Linked DNA regions of Homo sapiens: regions 1 and 2 are each linked to region 3. Evidence: chromatin loops called from intact Hi-C (ENCODE). Cell type or tissue: PC-9. All regions are shown on one strand.

Evidence for each region. Peaks named below come from ENCODE experiments on the same cell type or tissue, not always from the same donor. Only the 100,000 strongest peaks of a DNase experiment are listed, where the experiment ranks them.
Region 1: a loop joins it to region 3, with 2.3 times the contacts of the local background. A loop is called at or near these places in 2 of 110 quality-filtered maps.
Region 2: a loop joins it to region 3, with 10 times the contacts of the local background. A loop is called at or near these places in 7 of 110 quality-filtered maps.

The regions. Positions count from the first base shown.
Region 1 is chr9:110,573,841-110,578,840 of GRCh38, reverse strand. All of the region lies in intron 1 of SVEP1 (sushi, von Willebrand factor type A, EGF and pentraxin domain containing 1), which reads left to right. Among named protein-coding and RNA genes, the nearest start is that of SVEP1, 3.4 kb to the left of the region's middle. RefSeq lists an enhancer at 1-233. In PC-9, no CTCF peak of the experiment used is centred here; a DNase peak (open chromatin) is centred at 2,680; H3K4me3 peaks cover 1,974 bases; H3K27ac peaks cover 526 bases.
Region 2 is chr9:110,620,693-110,625,692 of GRCh38, reverse strand. LOC105376218 (a long non-coding RNA gene) reads right to left here. Exons shown (of 3, transcript XR_007061731.1): 3 at 551-5,000. Among named protein-coding and RNA genes, the nearest start is that of SVEP1, 43 kb to the right of the region's middle. RefSeq lists an enhancer at 4,404-4,573. In PC-9, a CTCF peak has its summit at 2,042 (motif pointing right); a DNase peak (open chromatin) is centred at 2,072.
Region 3 is chr9:110,348,808-110,353,807 of GRCh38, reverse strand. No RefSeq gene overlaps it. Among named protein-coding and RNA genes, the nearest start is that of TXNDC8, 13 kb to the right of the region's middle. In PC-9, no CTCF peak of the experiment used is centred here; a DNase peak (open chromatin) is centred at 2,517; H3K27ac peaks cover 2,133 bases.

The sequences.
Region 1 (5,000 bases), 230 kb before region 3:
GGTTCCAATGGGATAATGGATTTTAAAACGCTTAGAGGGATGTCAGGCTCCTTAGATAGTCGGCTTCGAGGACCCTGTTAGGAAGGGATCCTTGAAACGCTAATCACATTCACGTTTGTAGGAGCAGACGGTATCCAAGCTGAAACAGGTGAGCATGGTTTACAAAGTGTTTCTAAAGGTAGGACATGGAGTGATATAAACCTAACCCCAATTCTTTTTAAAGTTATGTTATGCTTTCAATGTAAGATTCGTGCCCTTCCTATTTTTGCTCCAATCCTTTATTAGATTTTTAATATCTGGAAGAGGAAGTCAGTTTGGGATGTCGGACTTTTGTAAAGTGTGTCTGTTTTTCTGATTACAAATTAATCCATATTCAGTGGGGGAAAAAGAAACATATAGAAATATCTAACACATAATAGCAAGCCAGTGTTTGTGGACTGAATTAAACAAAAAGTAGGGAGAGGAAAAAAAAACCCTAAAATTTCATCACTTTAAAAAAGCCACTGTTTGCAGGTTGTTGAACAGTTGCCCAGTATGTACATCCATTCATACTTTTAATATCTTGCTGTTTTGTAGCCTACATTTTTCGTTTGTTATATCCTAATTAAAATGTTCTACATTAGCTGCATACTATTCCATTGCGTGCAACAATCACTTATTGTTGGACACTTAGGATTTTTCCTTACTAAGTTATCGTGAACATAAATATTTGTGGACTCCTCTGTTTACATCTTTAGGAAGAATTTCTATAAAAGTTCCTGAACTAAAGGTTATGAACATTTGTAACTTCTTGATACTATTGTCCATTTCTCCCTTGGAGGGTTGTATAAATTTATATTCTCATCAGCAGAGTATCTCAGCAGTAAATTTGCCACATATTCACCAATATCATACTATTCTTTTTAATATCTTTGTCAATTTAAGAGGTGATGGAGGCATCATTTTAGCAAATACACATTTTTGATTTTTGAGGATGAACATTTTCCAGTACATCTACTGGACATTTGTATTTTTTCCTCTGATATTTATAGTTTTTGCCCATTTTGCCATTATAGTGCTTGTTTGTTTTTTCTTAACACATTGGCTTGTTTTTTTTTCTTAATGATTTGCAAAAGTTCTTTATATAGTGAGGCCAGTAATTCTTTTGTGTATATGTTGCAAATGTTTTTCCAGTTCACTGCCTTTTATTTTTGTTTATGGAAATGTTGTTAGATGAATGGTTTACATTTTTATACACTCAAATCTATCAAACATTTTCCTTAAGATCCTATATTTGTTCATAGTTTTAGAATAGCTCTCTCATTTCCCAAATCAGAGAAATAGTTTTCCATGTAGCAGCTTAATCCATCTGGAATTTATTTTTGTGTATGATATGACAAAGAGGTCTAACTTGATTTTAAAAAATAAATAGTTAACCAGTTGTCCCAGCACTACTTGCTTAATAGCCATCTGTCCTTTTCCAATTTAATTGAATGTCATGTTTATCATGTGCTAAATGCTTATGGGTATTTGATCTCTTCCTGGCTTTCTATTTCATCCCATTCTCTATCTCATTTGTATCATTGCCAAAATGTTTTAACTATTGTAACTTTACAACATATTTAAATATCTGGTAGTGCAAATTCTCCTTTTAAAAAATCTATTCTTTTTCTAGTTAATTCTTACCCACTTATTATTTAATATGAATTTTAAATTCATTTTTACATATTACCAATGAAGTCAGTAAGGATTTTGATTTCAATATAGAAAATATTGAATTAACTTGGGGATTATATGTATTTTATAGTAATAATTCTTCCATTTCAAAAGTGTAAGACCTTATATTTTCTCAAAGTCTTAGAATAGCCTTCTCATTTCCCAAATCAGAGAAATAGTTTTCTATTTAGCAGTTTAATCCATCTGGAACTTACTTTTGTGCATAGTGTGACAAAGATGTCTAATTTTATTTTTTAAATGAATAAGCAGTTGTCCCAGCACTATTTGGTTCATATAATTTGCTTAATAGCATTTATGCATATTCTTTATACACATACATTTATACATCTTTAACAAAGTTGTAGATTTTTAGAAGTTAAGTCCTGTATATATTTTTCAAGTTTACATCTAAATATATTCTGTTCAATATTACTGTCATGAATAGCATCTTTTAAAATTAAATTTCAAACAACTTTTCTTGACGTATAGAAACACTGATTTTTAAAAATATGCCTTCTATATTTGGATTCTTGTTGAAGTCTCTTTGATTCTTTTTTTCTCTTTTTATATATATTTTATTTTACTGATAATAAATATTTATTGCAGAAAATAAAATAATCAGGAAAACTATTTCCTGAAAATATACCGTCATAGTTTGGTACATAGCTTCCTTGACTTTATTCAGTTGTCTAGGTAATAGGCATGTTTTCATACATATATTATGCCTAAATTATGTTTACCCAGGAAAAAGGATTCAATTGTACATCCTCTTGTAATTTGACTTTGTATTCCCACCATATATTTCAGTCTTCTTTCCAAAATAAGGAACATATTTCTACTATCATTATTTTTCAGGGTCACAGTTTTCCACTGTAGAATGTGCTTTTGTGTGTGAGTGTGTGTGTGTGTGTGTGTGTGAGACTACCTATTACTATGTATTTAGGCTGTTACAAACATTGTGTAACTAAATCTTTGTCCATATCTCTAATCATTTCCTTAAGGCAAATTCTTGAAGTGCCATTATTGCATCAAAGAATATTCATGTTTTTTTAAGACATTTAATACATGTGTCAAGTTGCTCTGCAGAAAATGGTGCCAACCTGCCCTCCACATGCAGCCCCAGTGTCAGGACCTGGGGTTCAGACCAGCCAGTGCTGGCTAATATCATTTGAAGATTCCATCCCCCACCCCCTAACTTTCTAAGTGAGAAATGGAGTCCCATTTTAAATTGCATTTCCCTATTAGTGAGGCTGAATATTTTAAAAACATGTTATTGTCCATATATAGCTCCTTTTTTTGAATACCCACTAAGATATTTGAGGATTATTATCCAGTTTTTAACTGGGGGTGGCTCTCTTATTGATTTGCAAATGCTCTTTAAATCTTAATGGTATTAACCCTCAGCTGTCAGTGACCCAAGTGTGTGGCAAATATTTTTTCTCAGCGCTTTAATTTTGTTTAAGGTGATGGCAACAAATGTTTTGTTAGTCTACTGGATCTATTTTTTTTTCATTTGTACTGTTTTCATTGCTTATGAAGGTTTAAAGGCTTTTGCCTTTAAGAGATAAATAGCTACCCTAAAAATGCTCTCTGTGTGTTGAAGCAGTCGCGCCAGGCAGGGTATAGTTTTGCAGCTGTAGTTCCCTGTTGGACCTGGTCTCCGCTCTAAATACTCATGAGGTCCTGATGGCTGGCCTTATTCCTAATGCCATGGTCTACTCCATCCAGGAAGAACCCTGCTGCATCAGGGAAAAACCTGCCATGTGCCAGCTCCTCTGTTTGGCTTGGCCAGACTTGCCCGGGGCCTCTGAGAATGTTGATCCAAAACAGTAAAATGGGTAATGAGTCGAGTACACAGTGCTCCCCTCAAGACCTACTCTGTCTTCAGCTTTCCCCTTCCAACTACTACATCCTGTCTTGAACAGAGGAATTGCCTACAAGGTTCCCAGTGCTGCTCTTCAGCCTGGATCCATTTGTAATCTAACAAGCAGGGATTTCTCAAAAGTTTGTATTAGCTGATCTTCCCTTTGACTTTTTTATTTTTATTTTTTCTCATTTTGGTTGGGCTATGAGAAGGTACAAAAGAAGGTCAGCTGGACTCGGCCAGGCGCGGTGGCTCAGGCCTGTAATCCCAGGACTTTGGGAGGCCAAGGCGGGTGGATCACGAGGTCAGGAGATCTAGACCGTCCTGGCTAACACGGTGAAACTCCGTCTCTACTAAAAACACAAAAAATTAGCCGGGCGTGGTGGTGGGTGCCTGTAGTCCCAGCTACTCGGGAGGCTGAGGCAGGAGAATGGCGTGAACCCGGGAGGCGGAGCTTGCCGTGAGCCGAGGCCACACCACTGCATTCCAGCCTGGGTGACAGAGTGAGACTCCTCAAAAAAAAAAAAAAAAAAAAAAAGAAGGTCGACTGGACTCAGTCCCTGTCTAAACTGGAAGCCTACATGTCTGCATTGTAACTTTTCCAAGCCTCTGATGAGCATTCTTAGGTATAACTAAAATATAAGATTTAGAGAAAATTGGTAGAAGATGACCAACATTTAGAAATGGTGTTGGTTGAGGCTTGAATTTTTGCATAGGGATCAGGCAGAAGCATTTAGCTGCAAAGTTAGTTTGAAAATGGTAAGCTATCTTGAATGGGTTTTGACCTGAAACTTTGTACGTTTCATCATGGAAATGAGATCGTTTGTCAGATTCCCACGTGTGTGCAGAGTGGTATTATTATAACTGATTGTGACCTAGCCTTTGTGTGAAATTGAAAATCACAGGGACATTTCTGAGATTATTAATTACTCCCTGGAAAAATCAGTTTTTCAAACCTTTTCTGTTTGAAACTGAATGCTCACACAACTGTTCACAGACACAATCACAGGCAAACACATAAACATGTATGGTGCATAGGCACACTGTGCAAGCGCACAGTTACCCCTCAGTCAGACATCTTATTCCTCTTGTATAAAAACCGCGAGATGTAGAAATTTTCTTTAACAACATGAAATTTGCTGTTATTTCTCAGCAGATGGGACTGACCAAACAAAAAGGATTAACAGTGTTGCTTCTCTTTTTAAATGATTATTATTTGGTGTCAGAATTGGACAACTCGAGGGGTAGTATATGAGTGGGTACTCACCATTATCACACCTGATTTGAATGGATAAAGTGCAGTGTAGACATAGTCTCTTCAGAACCACCCCCTAGCACTCTTCAAAGAGTGCAAGGACTAAAGCAGTGAATTCTGTAATTAGTACACAGTCAATAGCCTGGGGGAAAGTTTAGCACCTTGAACTTAATTACATGAAATCCT
Region 2 (5,000 bases), 270 kb before region 3:
AGGTGTTTGGTTTTTTGTCCTTGTGATAGTTGGCTGAGAATGATGGTTTCCAGCTTCATCCATGTCCCTACAAAGGACATGAACTCATCCTTTTTTATGTCTGCATAGTATTATTCCATGGTGTATATGTGCCACATTTTCTTAATCCAGTCTATCATTGTTGGACATTTGGGTTGGTTCCAAGTCTTTGCTACTGTGAATAGTTCTGCAATAAACATACGTGTGCATGTGTCTTTATAGCAGCATGATTTATAGTCCTTTGATATACCCAGTAATGGGATTGCTGGGTCAAATGGTATTTCTAGTTCTAGATCCCTGAGGAATCGCCACACTGACTTCCATAACGGTTGAACTAGTTTACAGTCCCACCAACAGCATAAAAGTAGTATATGCTAGAGTTTAAGGAACTATTCGATTAGATTAAGGGCTTCATGAAGGATAATGGAGTTAAGATTTTTTTTATTTTAGATTTAAATAATGACAACCACACCAAAGATAAAATCACTATTAGTAACTCATATCCTTTTAGGCATTTTTGTGTGCATATACATAACATATAAACATACATACAATATACACATGCATATCCATTTCTAAAAAAATGGGAAAAATCTTGTATATACTTCTCACCTTTTAAAATTTTTTTAACTTACAAAATATAACTTTAACTTCTACTTGGTATGTTATAGACTTTTCACAAGCCAATGAACATTTAAATAAAATATAATTTTAATTACTGAGTAATATTACATTTTTGATGGTACTGAATTTATATAATACATCTCCACTTGTTGGACATTTAGTTAACTTATTTTTTCTACTGCTTTATTGTTATAAAATATGCTTTGGTGAGACACTTTATCTTAGGATTAGTTCTAAAATGCATTTTATGTACACTATTCTCAACATATTATTAATTGAAAACAAGTTGCAAAATTACTATGACATAGAACGTTGGAAAATGGTACAATTGTTAAATCCAAGCATTCATGAGAACACCAATAAAATATACGTAAAATTCCAGTAATCTACCTGAGAATAAAAAACACAGACATTCATTATTATGAAGGACAAATGAGACATACTACAGAAAAGGAAGAAATTGCTTAAGTAGTGAGAGACTATAATCCAAAAAGACAGGCTGCAAATGAGCAAAAAGATGGAAATAATTGTACCACCTAGAGGCACAGTAGCAAACTTTTGAAGAAATTGAGAGATTTCCTTGGCTAAAACCAAAAGAATATTCCAGAACCACAATAACAGGGAAAGGTAAAATATTTTAAGAATTCATCTAGACAAGAACTCAATTAGAGATCACTATCTGAAACCCCCGAGGTTTCAGCTTTCAGGGGTGTGAGGTCTGAGGTCTGAGTCCTAGGAGATCTGGGAACAGGTGATAGTCAATGTCAAAAACCCCATTTTCTTAGATACAAAAAGGTTTTCTCCTATGCCTACACAAGATACCAAATGAATTCAGAATGTAATTCTCATAGTCCAGGGCAATAAAAAATATATAATTCTAATGGTTACCAGATTGCAGAAGATATTTATTGATGATGTTTGCTGCTAAGCTAACATCTTTCTACAGCACCACATTGTAAGTTTTAGACTATAAGCTGTTCATAGGGTTTTCATACCTAAAGATAACACTGACACCATCACCCACTTTGTAAAGGGAATCAGAGAAATTTCTAATAAACGAGATGCAATTGCTATCACCACTATTTCTTACTAGGAGTTTTCTGTGATAACACAATTGAAAAGTCTCTATAAACTGTCCACGAACAAATGCTAGTATTTATTGGCACCATTTATGGCAGTTGCTCCAGCTTACCCTTCTGCAGGTGGGAGGAGATGGGTAATGCATTTAGTCTTGGGAATTTGGTCTTGATATACCAAGGTAATATCTAATAGGACAAATACAAAACTGTCCAGGAAAAATCCCAAGCTCACACACCTGAGCATTCATACTCACCACAAATAAGGATCTGGGAATAGATGGCACTTGATTTTCTCTTTTGAAGTTCTTCAGAGTTAAGCCACTGGAGGGCAGCAGAGACAGGATTTTAATACACAAACTTCAGTTTCTATTCATTGACCAGTTCATGGATTCATTAGATACGTAAGTGCCCATGAGGTGAAAGGCATTCACCTTTTATGACAGTCATATTGTATGCTTTTTCATTAATTATCTATTAAGAAAGAATATTTGACAGATATTTCTATTTGAATCTCTACTGGATTGAAATCTATATATTTTTTGACAGTACAATTGAGAACTCATAAAATTAGTTTTAAAGCTAGCAAGAAACTTATGGAACACCCATATCTACTATTTCTCTCTTGAACAATGTCATTATCTTTTCTGCTCTATCTCATATATAAAAATGTTAATTGGTTTTCTTTTCTATGTGCTCATTCTCAAAGTTTGGAAAAATATAGAAAAGTAAAAAAATGAAAATAAAATTCAACCCTTAATACTATCATTAGTGTTTCAATACAATGCTTCCTAGTTGAATATGCATAGATGTATGTTTATTTCATTTACATATTTGATCTTAGAATCTATAGAGGTTAAAGTCATAGTATACTAGATTGCCATATCATTATCAATAAATATTTAAAGAAATGTTATTTATGAATAAAGTTGTTTTAGAAATACAGCTGTATACATGTGATACTGAGCAAGCCAAAATATTTTACCCAAGCAAATGCAATTATCTCTCTACTGAACATATTTATTTCTCTAGATTAGTTAATTTGTTATTATTATTCTGCTTCCAAAACAAGAAAAATATATTTAAGTTGATCTTGGAATTGTTTTGTATTTCAGTCCATCATAATGCACTAAAGTAAACAAGAAGAGTAAGTCACACACTCTTCTCCATAAGAAAAATTAAGGCATTACTGATTTAAGTTGGAAATATTTTAATAGTAAATTAGAATTTAAATGTAGTGTTTAAAAAAGAGTATGATTAAGTATGTGCATTTACCATCAAATATTCCAACCCATGTAGTCAAGTGGCAAGGCAAATGAATGCCTCCCTCGTCTTTACACCCTTGCCATTTTGAATGACCTCACTCAGAGAGACAGGAAGAATGCATGGCTCACTCTTCCACTTCCTCATTCAGCCTTTTTTTTACCAAGGTATGCCAAAGTGCTATTTCACATAACGAGGTTTCCAGGGCAAGCAAAGTATATTTCCTGTCCTCAAGGGGTTTACAGTCCAGTAGAAGAGGCAAGGAAATAAATAACTGGCTGTGTTATGTGCTGCAAGGTGGAAAGCATAGGTCACTATGGTCATCTGACTTGGCATTGTTCCTTAGGGAAGGTTTCACTGATAAGATGTTTATGTCAGAAACTAAAGGGTAAAGAAAAGAAGTCAGGTAAAGAGGCCGGGAACGGTGGCTCACGCCTGTAATCCCAGTACTTTGGGAGGCCTCAGGCAGATCACTTGAGGTCAGGAGTTTGAGACCAGCCTGGCCAACATGGTGAAACCCCGTCTCTACTAAAACTACAAAAATTAGCCAGGCATGGTGGTGCATGCCTGTAATCCCAGCTACTTGGGAGGGTGAGGCAGGAGGATCGCTTGAACCTGGAAGGCAGAGGTTGCAGTGAGCCCGAGATTGCACCCCTGCACTCCCACCTGGGTGATAGAGAGAGACTCTGTCTCAAAATAAATAAATAAATAAATAAAAGTTTTTAAAAAAGAAGCCAGGTAAGGAGAGGAGAAAAAAAAATATTTTTGGTGGAGGAAAGAGCATGCAAAGAACTAAGTCTCGAGTGACAGCGAAGTAATTCAGTATGGCTAGACAGTAAGTGTAGAAAGGCAGAGACTAAGAGGGTAAGTAAAAGTGAGACTTTTGTAAAGGGCATTGTAAACCACATTAAGGAGTTAGACCTTTATCCTACAATACAATTGTAACTTTACAAAATTTACTCTGGCTATTATGTGAAAAACGGGTTAGAGTAGAAATTGCTGGATGAAGGGGACCAAGTTGCATCTCTAAGATGATAGATAAATATTATTTTAAAATGACAAGGAAATTATTGATTCATTGCAGAAACTAACATGAAATCTAGACATAGTAGGTGTTTGATATATGCTGAATAAGTGACTAAAAGGATGAATATATTTGTAAACAATGCAACACCTATATTTAGGCTTCCCTGAGGAGGCCATTAGTCCATTGCTATTTCTCCTACCACAGTTTCAGCATCACTTAATACCTCTTATTTATACTTCTGTATCAGTTTCAACGACTTGGAGTCATACACATTGAAAAAATGAGCCACTTAATTTTCCATTACCGCTGTCAAAAACTGGAAGTCTAATTTTTTCTAAATGTATGGTTAAATTTCGTAGAAGGAGAATCTATTTAGTTTATTGGATTATTTTTACTGATATTACTTGCTTAGTCTCCAACTTCCCTTGGAGTGTTTGGGTAATCTAGTCATTTATTAAATGCTGGCTTATCCATGAAACATACACTTCATGGAAATTCATTACATTTTAGAATTCAGATTATAAAACCAGATCTGCATATTAAAAAATTGTTGCATAAACTGTGCACATAGCATATAAAATACTGTTTCCTCAGGCATAATATAGCCACAGGGTCAGAGGGAAAATCAGAAGGGAAATGTCTGATTATAACAAAACATTTATATAGCTCTGTGTTTCTTGAGTACTTCGTCTGCTGTTTATTAAGAAACAAGCTGGGAGGAATGGAAATTCTTCCAACTTATTTTCTTTAAGAAATGTCCATGGAAGTATTTCAAAACTGCCGAGTCTGGAAATGAAATTTTTAAGCATGCCAAAGTGTTATAGGAGCAGATGGTGCTACAGGATTTTTTAAGGATGGAAGGAAATCACATCAAAACAAAAGACAGTAAGACGAGGAAATATTTGAGTCATCTACAGCTAATAATATTTTACTTTGATCATTTTGTATCTGTGATGTTCATTTTAAACTGCTAAAATATGTCTTGTCAATTT
Region 3 (5,000 bases):
TTTGTGTTTTTGCAAATATGGCCTAAATAGGTCTGAGAGGAAGTACTATCTACTTCTAGTCAACACAAAAGAAGTAAAAGTTTTTCCATTAAATCACATTTATTAATCAGGAAAAACTGAACAAAGACTGGGTATTAGATGAATATTTGGAATTATTGTTAATGCCTTTGGTTGGAATAATTTTGATTATTTTTAAGATCTTGTATATTAGATAACTATACTGAAGTATTTACTAGTGAGATTATGTAAATGCTTGGATTTGCTTTCAAATCCCCCCAAAAGAAAAAAGTGTATAAGGAGATGGGGAAGGTGAATATAGCCAAAGCAAGCGCAGCAAAATATTGATAATAGCTGAGTAAGGAGTAGATGGGAGTTCAGCATATGCTCCTCTCTACTTTTGTGTATGCTGGAAATTTTCTACAACCAAAAAATTTGTTTAAACCACATTTACTGACTATGAGGTAATGAGCCTTGTGTCGATATTCATGAATCTTGGAGTAAATACATTGACTATTCAGTCCACAAATATGCAAATGCATGGTATCTAGGAAACCCATGGTCTGCAATTATAGAATATTAAGATGAATCCTTTCTTAAAAAGACAATGTATCTGGCTTGCTCTTCTTTTTTTTTTTTTTTTGAGACAGAGTCTCACTCTGTTGCCTAGTCTGAAGCGCAATGGCGTGATCTCAGCTCACTGCAACCTCTGCCTTCCAGGTTCAAATGATTCTCCTGCCTCAGCCTCCTGAGTAGCTGGGATTACAGGCATGTGCCATCACGTCTGGCCAATTTTTGTATTTTTAGTAGAGATGGGTTTTCGCCATGTTGACCAGGCTGGTCTCAAACTCCTGACCTCAAGTGATCCACCCGCCTTGGCCTACCAAAGTGCTGGGATTACAGGTGCCCGGCCTCAGGGCTTTTATTAATATGTAAGATCCCTGAACTTAGTTGCTTTATCCTTCAGGCTCTGCATCACTTTACACACATCTCTATCAAAGCACTTTTTTCTTTATATCATGGCTAGTTTACGTGTCTGAATTGCTTTGATAGCAAGGTTTATTTCTCATGGATGGGTGCAGTGATTAAAAGCACAAGCTCTGGAATTTGACTGCCCATATCCAAACCCTGGTCCTTCCCTTTACTAGCCACGTGATTTGGATGCCTCTTTCCTCATTTGTGTAATGGAAGCAATAATAGGGCCCACTCTTACTGATGTTGCTGTAAGGATTAAGGGGTCTCACAAACAATAAGTACGCACACAAACTTATGAATTTTATGCTTTAGTGTCCTTAAAAGAAAGGCCAATATTGAGAGATGTACTCTGTCAAGCCCTTGGAACTGAACTTGAAGAATACTCTTGTCCTTGCCCTGCTGTGCTGTGCTATCAATTTGCCAAGACAATCTATTTTCCTATAACTTACCCACCTGGTGTCCCTGCTGTCAACACAATACCAGTGACTCTCCCAGTGGAATTTTACAGGCTTGGTGTTGAGGATTCTTACTCAGGTATTAAAATAAAGCCTTGGGGATTAATAAACTCTTGACAGAGTCAGCTCACCATATTCTCAGAGCAGTGTCTAGGTAGCAGTTAGACTTAAACATAAATCACAAAATTCAACAGAGTTAAGCTATTTAACTTACTGTTTTATTCATCCAATATAAATATAATATGCATTTTGCATATCTTAACATCTCTGAAATTGGAATGCATCTTACAATAGCATGGCGTAGTATGATTGGCAATTTAATGATTTATCTTACAAACATGATATCTTAGGTTCAGCAAGAACTGATAAGATTAAATCTTTGCTGGGCGCAGTGGCTCATGCCTGGTGGCCCAGCACTTTGGAAGGCCAAGGTGGGTGGATCACCTGAGGTCAGGAGTTCAAGACAAGTCTGGCCAACATAGTGAAACCCTGTCTACTAAAAATACAAAAAATTAGCTGGGCATGGTGGCGGGTGCCTGTAATCCCAGCTACTCAGGGGGCTGAGGCAGGAGAATCACTTGAACCCAGGAAGCAGAGGTTGCAGTGAGCTGAGATCGTGCCATTGCACTTCAGACTGGGCAACAGAGTGAGACGCTGTCTCAAAATAAAAAATTTAAAAAAAAAAGAAAGAAAAAAAGATTAAATCTTCAGAACCTGGCATTGTATCAATATAATATTTGGCATATGGAAACCTACAGGCTTAGGCAAATTACTGGCCAAAGACTCAGCGGTTTTTTTCTCTACCCAGAAATAGAGTATTTTCCAGGTCTGTGAAAAGCCTTATGGTGTTTTTCTCTAGGGCTATGTTCTCAAAGCCCTGCTGTTTCTAACAAAAAATGATCATCAAGATAAAAAAACAACATATGAGCTCTTTGAAAACCTGAGCCTTGATTTGAGAAAGGCTCTTTCCTAAGTGTCATCGTTTTGGTTTGTATGAGTCATTGTAGAATGCCACTCTAGATCTTAACAAGTCCTCTCCAACCCCCACCCCATTGGTTTCCCTAATAGCTGAGTGGAGAATATAAAAAGGAGGAGTTGGCTAGATCCAGCTTCTTCCCTGCTAAGATGCCTCTTATAATAGAGTCTTTCCCTTTCATACATTTAAACTTCCTTCTCCACCCAATATCAGCCTTGTCATCAAGCTCCCTGGTGATTCACATCCACAGGCACTGGAGGCCTGTCTTTTTTGGCAGCAATATCTAGGCTACACCCTACACCCTTACTTTGCCTTCCTATTGCTGATATGATAATTTCTCCTGTTTTTCCTGGTATGATGACCTTCAGCTTGACATGCTCTCCCAGGAAATGTGTCCTTCCCCAAAGCAGCTTCAGCAGTAAGAATCTTAACTAGTCAGTATCCTTGACAGCACAAGTCTCTGCAATGTTGTGACCAGAGGAGGAAAAGGCATTAGTAAAGTCCTTAAGATCCTTAAGGACCAGGGCCTCTCTTGATTTTCACATTTTACAAATGAGGCTCAGAGGGTGAGGGACTTACCCAGAGTGACACCATCACTTCTAAGAGAGTGAAGAACAGAACCTTGGCCATCACCTCCAGCCCTTCCTTCAGGAGGATGTGCTTCTTCCCTCAGTTTAGATTCTCCCCAATCACAGTCTCAAAAACAGCAGATAAATTGCAATCCTGGACAGCTATCATGCTCTTTGTAATCTTTCCGGATTATAATAAAAGGGTATGAGAATGCACTGGACATCACTGTCATAATACAAAAGGTGGTGACTCTATAAGTGTAGCAGCATGCTTGGAAGTAGAGCTTGAAGGTACATGTGCATATGACTTTATTTAAGATTAAGAAAGAATCAGTTGTCTGCATTGAAGCATGGAGGGTATGTGGAAAGGGTAACAGCATGACCCAACCTATGTCCTTGGCATCCTCACTCAACCAGGCAATAGGTTCCTCATCTTTGACCCTTTGGATGCCTTCCCCATTTGGAGATCTTCCCTGACTAGGTCCCTTTATCATCCATTCTTTATGGTAAAATTATATGACATTGACTTGGGGATGAACTCTCCTTTCCCATGCTAGCAAACATCTTGGCTGCATTCCCTTTTGAACAAAAACACATGGGAACACACACACACACAATCCCAAAAAGTTTCAATAATTTTGTCTCAAATAAAGGCAAGAAACCAAAACTTAACAGGCTTAGTAATAGTTGGGAGTAAAAAGAATCTGGCATTTGCCCCTCTTATTCCAACTTAGTCCTCTTGCTCTCCAGAAAAGTAGGAGGCCTCCCTGCCCAGACGATCGTGATGTTCCCTCATAGATGTTCCCTAAAATCAAGGAGAGAGGCCCAGTCCAAGTCCCCCCTTCTCTCCTCTTCCCATTTTCCTTTCAACATTTCTTTTCCTCCAGAAGTCTCCACCTCTCTCCAGCTCTGGATCCTTAACATGAGACATCTCTGCAATCTGTGTTGTGAAGTGACTTTTGACATTTGTTGTCACTGTCCTTCCCTGCCAGGAATCCATGTCCCTGCAGTTGTCCTGTGCTCAACATACTGGCTTATGACATGCTACTAAGGAAAAAGAAGCCCTTTTCCCACCCACTCATTGTTGCAGCAGTGTAGCACGATGATCACCAAGGATCACGGCTCACATTCCCAACATCTTATGAGGAGTGTGTGTGGGGAGGGTGTGGTGGCTTACACCTGGAATCCCAGCACTTTTGGAGGCTGAGATGGGAGGATCATTTGAGCCCAGGAGTTCAAGACCAGCCTAGGCAACATAATGAGCCCCCCATCTCTGCAAGTAATAAATAATTTTTTTAAAAAACTAGCCGGGAATGGTGGCATGCACCTGTTGTCATAGCGACTCAGGAGGCTGACTTGGGATTGCTCAAGCCCAGGCAGTCAAGGCTGCAGTAAGCCATGATCATGCCACTGCACTCCAGCCTGGGCAACAGAGCGAGACCCCATCTCAAAAAACCAAAAAGTGGTAATATAATCTCCTCCGCATGTCTACATTGGCTTTGCTTCTTGTTTTGTCTTTTTTTCTTGGGGAGAGGGGAATTGAGGGCAGAAAGAAAGGAAAGCAGCTAGGGAAGTGATAGAGGGAAAGGAGTGCAAAAGATTTTGATCAAGCACCAAACTGTTTCCAAGTGACAGGGCTGGGTGATTAAGCACCAACTACAGGACCAAGAACTGCTCCCACAAGGTGTTTGTGTTTCCAGAATTCATATTAGGCAAGCCAGGAATCACAGGCCCTGTGCCTTTCCCACATCCTGCAGCACATGCCGTACACTCTGGTAGAATTCTCGATTACAGCAAATGTCCCAAGGAGCATCATTCAAAAAGTAACAGTGGTAAAAGTCTAGAAAGTCACAAGCGATTGAGCTACATACCTGATCATCAAAGAGCTTCTAGAAAATTGGACTCACATACACTAAAATCTACCTCTTCTATGACCCAAACACTTCTTTTACTTGTTTCACATCACATGTGAAAAAGTGTGGATTGAGACCCCCCCACACACACACCAAAAAAAAGAGAGAAGGTAGC